2 separate regions of the Homo sapiens genome follow, and region 2 is linked to region 1. A link is a contact called in ENCODE Hi-C or POLR2A ChIA-PET data. All regions are on one chromosome and are shown on one strand. The core of a region is the stretch at or near the end of the contact, and the rest is flanking DNA. Distances in the headings are between cores, read along the strand shown.

Region 1 (3,585 bases), core at 440-2,939:
AAATGTTATTATATGTATAACATCACATGGTCTGCTCTTAAAACAAGCTAAGCATTACATGTAGAGCACCGGAAGATGTGAAATCTGTGGAGGAATGGCAGGGAATAAACTTTATATACCATACAAAAGGGTTGTTTTTCAGGTTAGCTGTTGAAGGTGGCACAATTAACTAATGCGAATCTGTTGGCTTAAGAAACTGAAGGTAAATAAATCAATTAAGAGGCAAGAAATGAATAAACGGAGGGGGGAAGGAAGAATCAATTGAATCTGGTGACAAAATAGTGTAATGTGTATAGACTGTGTCTGTGTGCGCATGTGCACAAGTATTAGGTAGGGGATTGGGGGCAGGAACAAGTATAAATCATATAAATTCATTTTCCATAGCCCTTCTCTTTGGTAAGGAGCTTCTAAAATTAGATATAGTCATATAATAAGGATTTAATCAATACAAACACAAAGGTTAGATTAACCCATTTTCTGATATATTATCCAAATATATAAAAGTATGGAATCAGAGTAGGAAACTACAAATACATACACATCAAATACAGAAAATGTGAGATGGCAGAAACAGGAAAATAAAAGACAATTTACTTAAGAGTCCAATAAAACCCCATAAATACTGGAGTTGGGAGTCAGACACAAATCAAAAAAAGGTCCTAGAGCCAAAGAGGGCAAGGATAAGAAATAGAAGTGTCTTATTGGAAGATATTCCATCAACAAAAGGTCCTGAAAACGTTTCAAGGAATAGTTTCATGCAAAATCCTCATCCAAAGGAAATAAACAGAAAAGTGAGTACTGCCTTATGTACTGGTAACTACAATAAGACATCCCTCCAAATTAACTCGTAGATTTTTAAATGACCGTACATAAAATGGTGACCCTGTGCTGACATCAGTTTTGCATTTTTATTTATTTATTTTCTGAGACAGAGTCTCGCTCTGTCGCCCAGGCTGGAGTACAGTGGCTTAATCTCAGCTTACTGCAACCTCTGTCTCCTGGGTTCAAGCAAATTCTCTGCCTCAGCCTCCTGAGTAGCTAGGATTACAGGCATGCACCACCACACCTGGCTAAATTTTGTATTTTTAGTAGAGATGGGGTTTCACCATCTTGGCCAGGCTGGTCTTGAACTCCTGACCTCGTGATCCATCCGCCTCGGCCTTCCAAAGTGCTGGGATTACAGGCGTTAAGCCACCACACCTGGCCTGTGGTTTTAATTTCCTTTTGGAAGTTATTTTCTATAAAAGCAAGTTTTATAAAATGATGTTTACATGACAACAGCTGATAATTTGTTTTAATACTTAAACTTTCTGTAGATTGGATTTTACTACATTATAATTTCATGGACAGATAGAATTTAAATTATAAATACTTTAAAATTTTGAAGAAATATGATTACAAAGAAAATCCAATCACTATGACAAATGTAATTATAACCTGCTATTATATACTAACTGTAAAAGGTTAAGAATGACACAGCATTTCATTAACAAACATACTATAGCTGCATGAGGTGGAAAATTAGAGCCATCTTATTTCATAGGAAGTTGATTCATCTCATGGTAAAAGATCTACAAAAACTTATTTCTTATTCATTTCACCCTGAAATTTACTGAAATGAGACGACATTTTTAACTAAACTACAATTATTGAAACTGAAAGAACACCGAATAGGAAGTCAAGCAACAAGTGAGGTCTGTCTTCAGGCCTACTTTTGCTGTTAAACCAGTGGTATATGCTCAAGCAATTTACCTGTCCTCTCTGCATTCAAATGTACTCATTTATGGATCTAAAGTTTTTCTTTATTGCCTTATTTCTATTATCCTAACATCACTGATGCATCACTTATATGAACACTGTTAATTTCCTAAAAATATACTAAAAGGAATTTTACTTAACGTATGAAAATGTATTACCCAGTAATGACAAATAATAGCACTTTTCTATGAGTAATCTGAACCAAATTCCAAATGTTACAGTAAAGTTTCTTTCTGCCCCTAGATCCTTGGTTCTTAATCTTCTTTGTGATCAAGTCCCAAATCCTAGGAAAATTAGGGATTTTTTTTTTAAATAAAATGCTCATGTTAAAATGTTGCATAAAATTTCAAGCAATTCATGGTCTCCTAAAGCTCCACTGGACCAAGTCACCCTGTTCTTCACAGAATGTTTGCCATATAGATTCTGGCCTTTATGTTGTGAATTTGCTTTATGTTTTGACACAATGGAAGTATTCAGATATTACTAACAAAACTTTAATAAATGTCAAAACTGGCAAAACTGGGCATTTTACAGGGGGTCAGTATCTGTTAAAGTACACATACTCACAGAAAGACACACAAGAGCACAGCATAAATAAGCAAGAAATGGAAATATAATTGACAATATGTATTACCTAAGAAGCTCTGGATACAGATTCCAAAGAGATGGTACTTAAATCTTGATCTTTTTCAAAGTTCTGAGATGTAATTACCCAATTAATTTAGGTAAATAAGGACAACTCTGTTGGGTGGCTTTCTTAAAACTACCTTTTATTGGCATTCTGAAAATGAAAAACCTTATGAGGGAACTAGAAGAATTTACCTCACTGAATGTGAAATCTCTTTAAGGTCATCATTTTCAGGCCATCTTTGGTAATACCTTTTAATCCAAGACACTGATACTCACACTGACATAACTTTGTTCTAAAATCTGACAAACATTTATGAATTTGAGTAACTAAGACAAACACACCCCAGGTGTTCCTTTGCACTGCAAACAACCATTTGCTAGAATTGCAAAATGTTGATGAAAACTTCAAGTTGCAAAGAAAACTGTGGCAGTCATGTTTGAAATATTATTTTAAAATCTACCCTTCCAATGGAATCTTTACATACAAGACTTCAAATGAAACTTGGTTTGTTTAAAGTTGAAGGATGGTATTTAATACTCCATTTATATGCAAAATAAGGCAAGTGTGCCTTTAAAAAGACAGGCAACTCTTAGCAATGTGTATTAATAAACAAGCACAGAGAAATAAATACTATACTAGATTGCTGTTCTTTCTTCAGCGGAGTAGGAGAAATCACCTAGGCTCTAACTCTAAGAGGAAAGAGCAATAGGGAAGAGTATATATATATGGAAAAAAAGAAGAAAAATCAGGGTCAGCACACAGGTGAGCTAGGGAGCTCAGGTAAAATGTACTGCATGAAAAGTATTATACTTGGTGGCCCCCCCAAGAGAGAAGCCACAGCAGAAGCCAGCACATCCCATGTCCTATTGCGACATCTGTGGTTCCAATTATTCCAGCAGTGTAGTCTGGCTACTCAGGTCAAGAACAATGTGCTGCAAATACTACGTACTCAATATTATTTCACAAAATTGAAAATAATTTATACTGGAATTGGAAGAAAAGCATGGAAACTCCCCATATCCTGAATTTACTTGTGTTTTGTATCTATTTTTTTGTATACTCTATAGTTATAAGCTTTCAATGTGTATCTGTTGAATATATAATCTACTTACAGTTAATCAGGAGGCAATCAAATTATTTCCTAGTAGTTCTTACACAGTCTTAGTAGGCTGGAAGGGTTCTTACAGATATAAGGA
Region 2 (3,585 bases), core at 472-2,971, 110 kb before region 1:
GCTTTTTGTGCTGGTGAAGTTTGTTTCCTTTAACTTATCCTCCAAGAGTACCGAGGCACCGAGATCTACCATTTGCCACCTCATCCATTTCTATGGCAGAACACCGCCTGGGGAAAGGAATTCGATTCCCCGAATCAGGATGACTGTGTGGGGCTTCTGCAAAGGTTGCATCACGAGTCCTATTTCTGAGCTATCTGAGATCCCCATTAAGAATTTAAAAGCAATAAAATAACGGAGATTTTTGACTATCAACATGAATGCTGTGTGGGCTTTTACAGTTAATGATTGCCCTTGAGTGCTGAATAATCTGTGGCCTGAAAAAAGAAATGTTCTTATCTTCTAAATTTGGTAATCAAGAACAAGATAGAGTAATGAATGTAAAGGAACACTGTTGCAAGTTGAGTGTTTCCAAAAAAAAAAAAAAAAAAAAGATCCCAGGAACAATGCTACCTTATTTTAGGAGAAGAGAGATAGTTGCAAAGGAGGCAAACTGATTTAACTCAGTGTTGTGTATAATCTTGAAAAACAACTGGGAAAGTCATAAAAATTGAAGTCAGAAGTTGTTTAAAGGAGAGAACCCAGGAAAAAACATGCATAAATTTGTCAGAACCCTTTCAAGAAGACCTAAGTCAAAACTGATTTTATAATAATTAAGAAAAGATAGAACAGGGAAACAGATCGTAAGAAGACAATGCCACTTAAATGCATTCCAGGCTGCAGATAAGTCCTGGTATTAATTAGGCTCTTTATGGATTGATCAGAAGCCGAATCCTCTAGGCCTGGAGGTTGGGGGCTGTGGGGGTAGGATTTGGGTGTTCAGCACCTACAAAAAAGCAACAGGCAAAATCCAGAGGAGATTGTAGGTTCTCAAAGGAGGCCAGGGTTCTTTGCTCTGCCTGTCGGTTTTGGCTTTTAAAGCCTTGCTTTTTATTTTATTGACTCTTCTTTGCTTTGCATAAAGTAGGAGAAGAAATAAGGGTAGGCAGAGGATCTAAGCTGAAGAAAAGGGAAATTTGAATGAAAGGAGGAAGCAGCCTTAAAACTCAGAGAGCCACGGGTCCAGGCGCGGTGGCTCAAGCCTGTAATCCCAGCACTTTGGGAGGCCGAGGCGGGTGGATCACTTGAGGTCAGGAGTTAGGGACCAGCCTGGCCAACATGGTGAAACCCCGTCTGTACTAAAAATACACAATTAGCCAGGCATGGTGGCGTGCACCTGTAATCCCAGCTACTCGGGAGGCTGAGGCAGAGAATTGCTTGAACCCGAGATCAAGACCATCCTGGCTAACACAGTGAAACCCCGTCTCTACTAAAAATACAAAAAAATTAGCCAGGCATGGTGGCGGGCGCCTGTAGTCCCAGCTACTCGGGAGGCTGAGGCAGGAGAATGGTGTGAACCTGGGAGGCGGAGCTTGCAGTGAGCCGAGATAGCGCCACACTGCACTCCAGCCTGGGCGACAGAGCGAGACTCTGTCTCAAAAAAAATAATAAATAAATAAAAAGAATTGCTTGAACCTGGGAGGCGGAGGTTGCAGTGAGCCGAGATCACGCCACTGCACTCCAGCCTGGGCGACAGAGGGAGATTCCGTCTCAAAAAAAAATAAAGAATTGCTTGAACCCGGGAGGCAGAGGTTGCCGTGAGCCGAGATCGCGCCACTGCACTCCTGCCCGGGCGACAGAGCAAGACTCCGTCTCAAAAAAACAAAACAAACAAAAAAACACACAGAGAGAACCAGGGCGGCACTTCCGTATTTACGATTAAGAATCAACCTGTTTCTCCTGTCTATTTACATGAAGTTGGTTCAGCAGAAAAATATTAAGAACCAGAAAATGCAAACCTAGGGTCTGGGGGTTTTTTTGGTTTGTTTTTTTGGGGCTTTTTTGCTTTTTACTAGGGGAGGATATGGCCAAAATAGTTTCAGGTCTTTTGCTTGGGCTTGCAGATTTGAAACTATGAAGCAAAATTCTCTACAGAAGAAATTTACTTCACAAGATATAAAATTAGCTCAAAGTTTCTATTATTATCAAAAAAGAAGAAAAACTTGAATGTTTTGAGTTTAGAGTCTCATTCTGTGGACTTAAAGTATTGCTTAACATACTTTTAAAGTTTAACCATTGATTTTTAATAAGATTGATGATACACTATAAACCCTTTTTATATTCCAGAGCTACCTAGCATTTAGAAACCAGTGGGGTGATAGCATTGTGGTCTAGTTTGCTATAAATTAGGAATAAAACCAGTAATGATAACTGACACAGGGCACTTACTCTGCACCCATTTTATTTTCACACTAAACCTCTGAGGTGGGAACCATTACTGTCCCCATTTCAGAGATGAGGCAAGTCAGACACAGAGAGGTTAGGTAACACATCCCACGTCATGTGACCAGTATGTGATTAAAACCAGGACTGGAACCCAAGTAGTTTGGTCCAGATTCTATGCTTTTAACTACCCCCTGTCTTTCAATATCATTGTGTATTGAAACAGTAGATGCTACTTAGGTAAGACTTGTAAAACTTAACAACGTAATTTAGTCTTTATCTTTAGAAGGTAAATTGCTTGAAGAGGGGTCTGATATTTGCATAATCTTCATCAATGACCCCTTCTTTAACTCTTAAATCACTTCTTCTAAAACGTGGGATGATACCTTCATCTACCAAACCTGGAACTAATGCCATGATAATTATTATTCTTAGAGGCTTTCGGAATTCAGTGGCGTTTCTTGAAAGCTGAATAATTATTTATTATGTATTAGAGAATACGCAGCCACCATAAACCCAGGGGCGCTTCAGATTAGCAAATAGTGTCTCTACTTTATTAAAACGGACTTGGGTATTATAACAAAAATACACTCTTCATTTCCTTTGGATGTTATGAATAATAAAAGTGTCTCCTTCCTCTCAGTCAGGTGGCTTCACCCACATCTTCACTGAAGATATGCATGTAAGTCTCTACGTTTTCATTTTTAGCCCAGTGACTGCCTGATGTTCATAGTGTTATCATCATCACTATCATCTCTATTATTATTACTTTGAATTTTTATTGTGGGTTTTTTTTGGATCATGAATTCAATATTGAATAATTCATTGTCTTGGAAAACCCATTGTGGGTCTACTTTCTAACTTTAAACTTATATATGATTTTGTATTATACTATATATTTTTTTCTTTTTATCAGAACAGAGACGCCAACGACAAGAATGAAAGTCTCACAGCTTTGGATGCCCTAATCTGTAATAAAAGCTTTCTTGTTACTGTCATCCACACCCTTGAAAAGCAGAAGAACTTTTCTGTGAAGGACAGGTATTAGTCCATTCTTTGATGTTTTAAAAGCCTTTAAGAAAAAATCAGGCCGGGCATGGTGGCTCATGGCTGTAATCCCAGCATTTTGGGAGGCCAAGGCAGGCAATCACTTGAGGCCAGGAGTTCAAGACCAGCCTGACCAACACAGCAAAACCTTGTCTCTACAAAAAAAAAAAAAAAGAGAGAGAAATCAAACCTGAGTCCCATATTTTATTTCCAAACCACTATCTGAACTTGGTATCTTGAGAACATGCACTTTTCCAAAGGCTATTTGATTGGGAGTTT

The links. Hi-C counts contacts between places; a loop is a spot of excess contacts on that map. ChIA-PET counts read pairs that join two places held with the same protein, here RNA polymerase II (POLR2A). Pooled maps may share reads with other maps.
Region 2: a pooled map shows a loop between it and region 1 (3-fold over the local background). The contact joins two enhancer-like sites. A Hi-C loop is called at or near these places in 11 of 50 pooled maps. POLR2A ChIA-PET finds 5 or more read pairs at or near these places in 6 of 52 experiments (BJ, GM12878, activated CD4-positive, alpha-beta T cell and 2 more).

Annotation. Positions count from the first base shown.
Region 1 is chr12:94,371,067-94,374,651 of GRCh38, forward strand. All of the region lies in intron 8 of CEP83 (centrosomal protein 83), which reads right to left. Among named protein-coding and RNA genes, the nearest start is that of CEP83, 87 kb to the right of the region's middle. Within about 2 kb of position 1,690, at least 2 of the 41 ENCODE cell types and tissues checked have a DNase peak (open chromatin) inside an H3K27ac peak, as active enhancers do; they include GM12878, where a contact is called at or near this core.
Region 2 is chr12:94,256,435-94,260,019 of GRCh38, forward strand. It overlaps PLXNC1 (plexin C1), which reads left to right. Exons shown (of 31, transcript NM_005761.3): 18 at 2,903-2,941; 19 at 3,176-3,300. Among named protein-coding and RNA genes, the nearest start is that of PLXNC1-AS1, 82 kb to the left of the region's middle. Within about 2 kb of position 1,722, at least 2 of the 41 ENCODE cell types and tissues checked have a DNase peak (open chromatin) inside an H3K27ac peak, as active enhancers do; they include GM12878, where a contact is called at or near this core.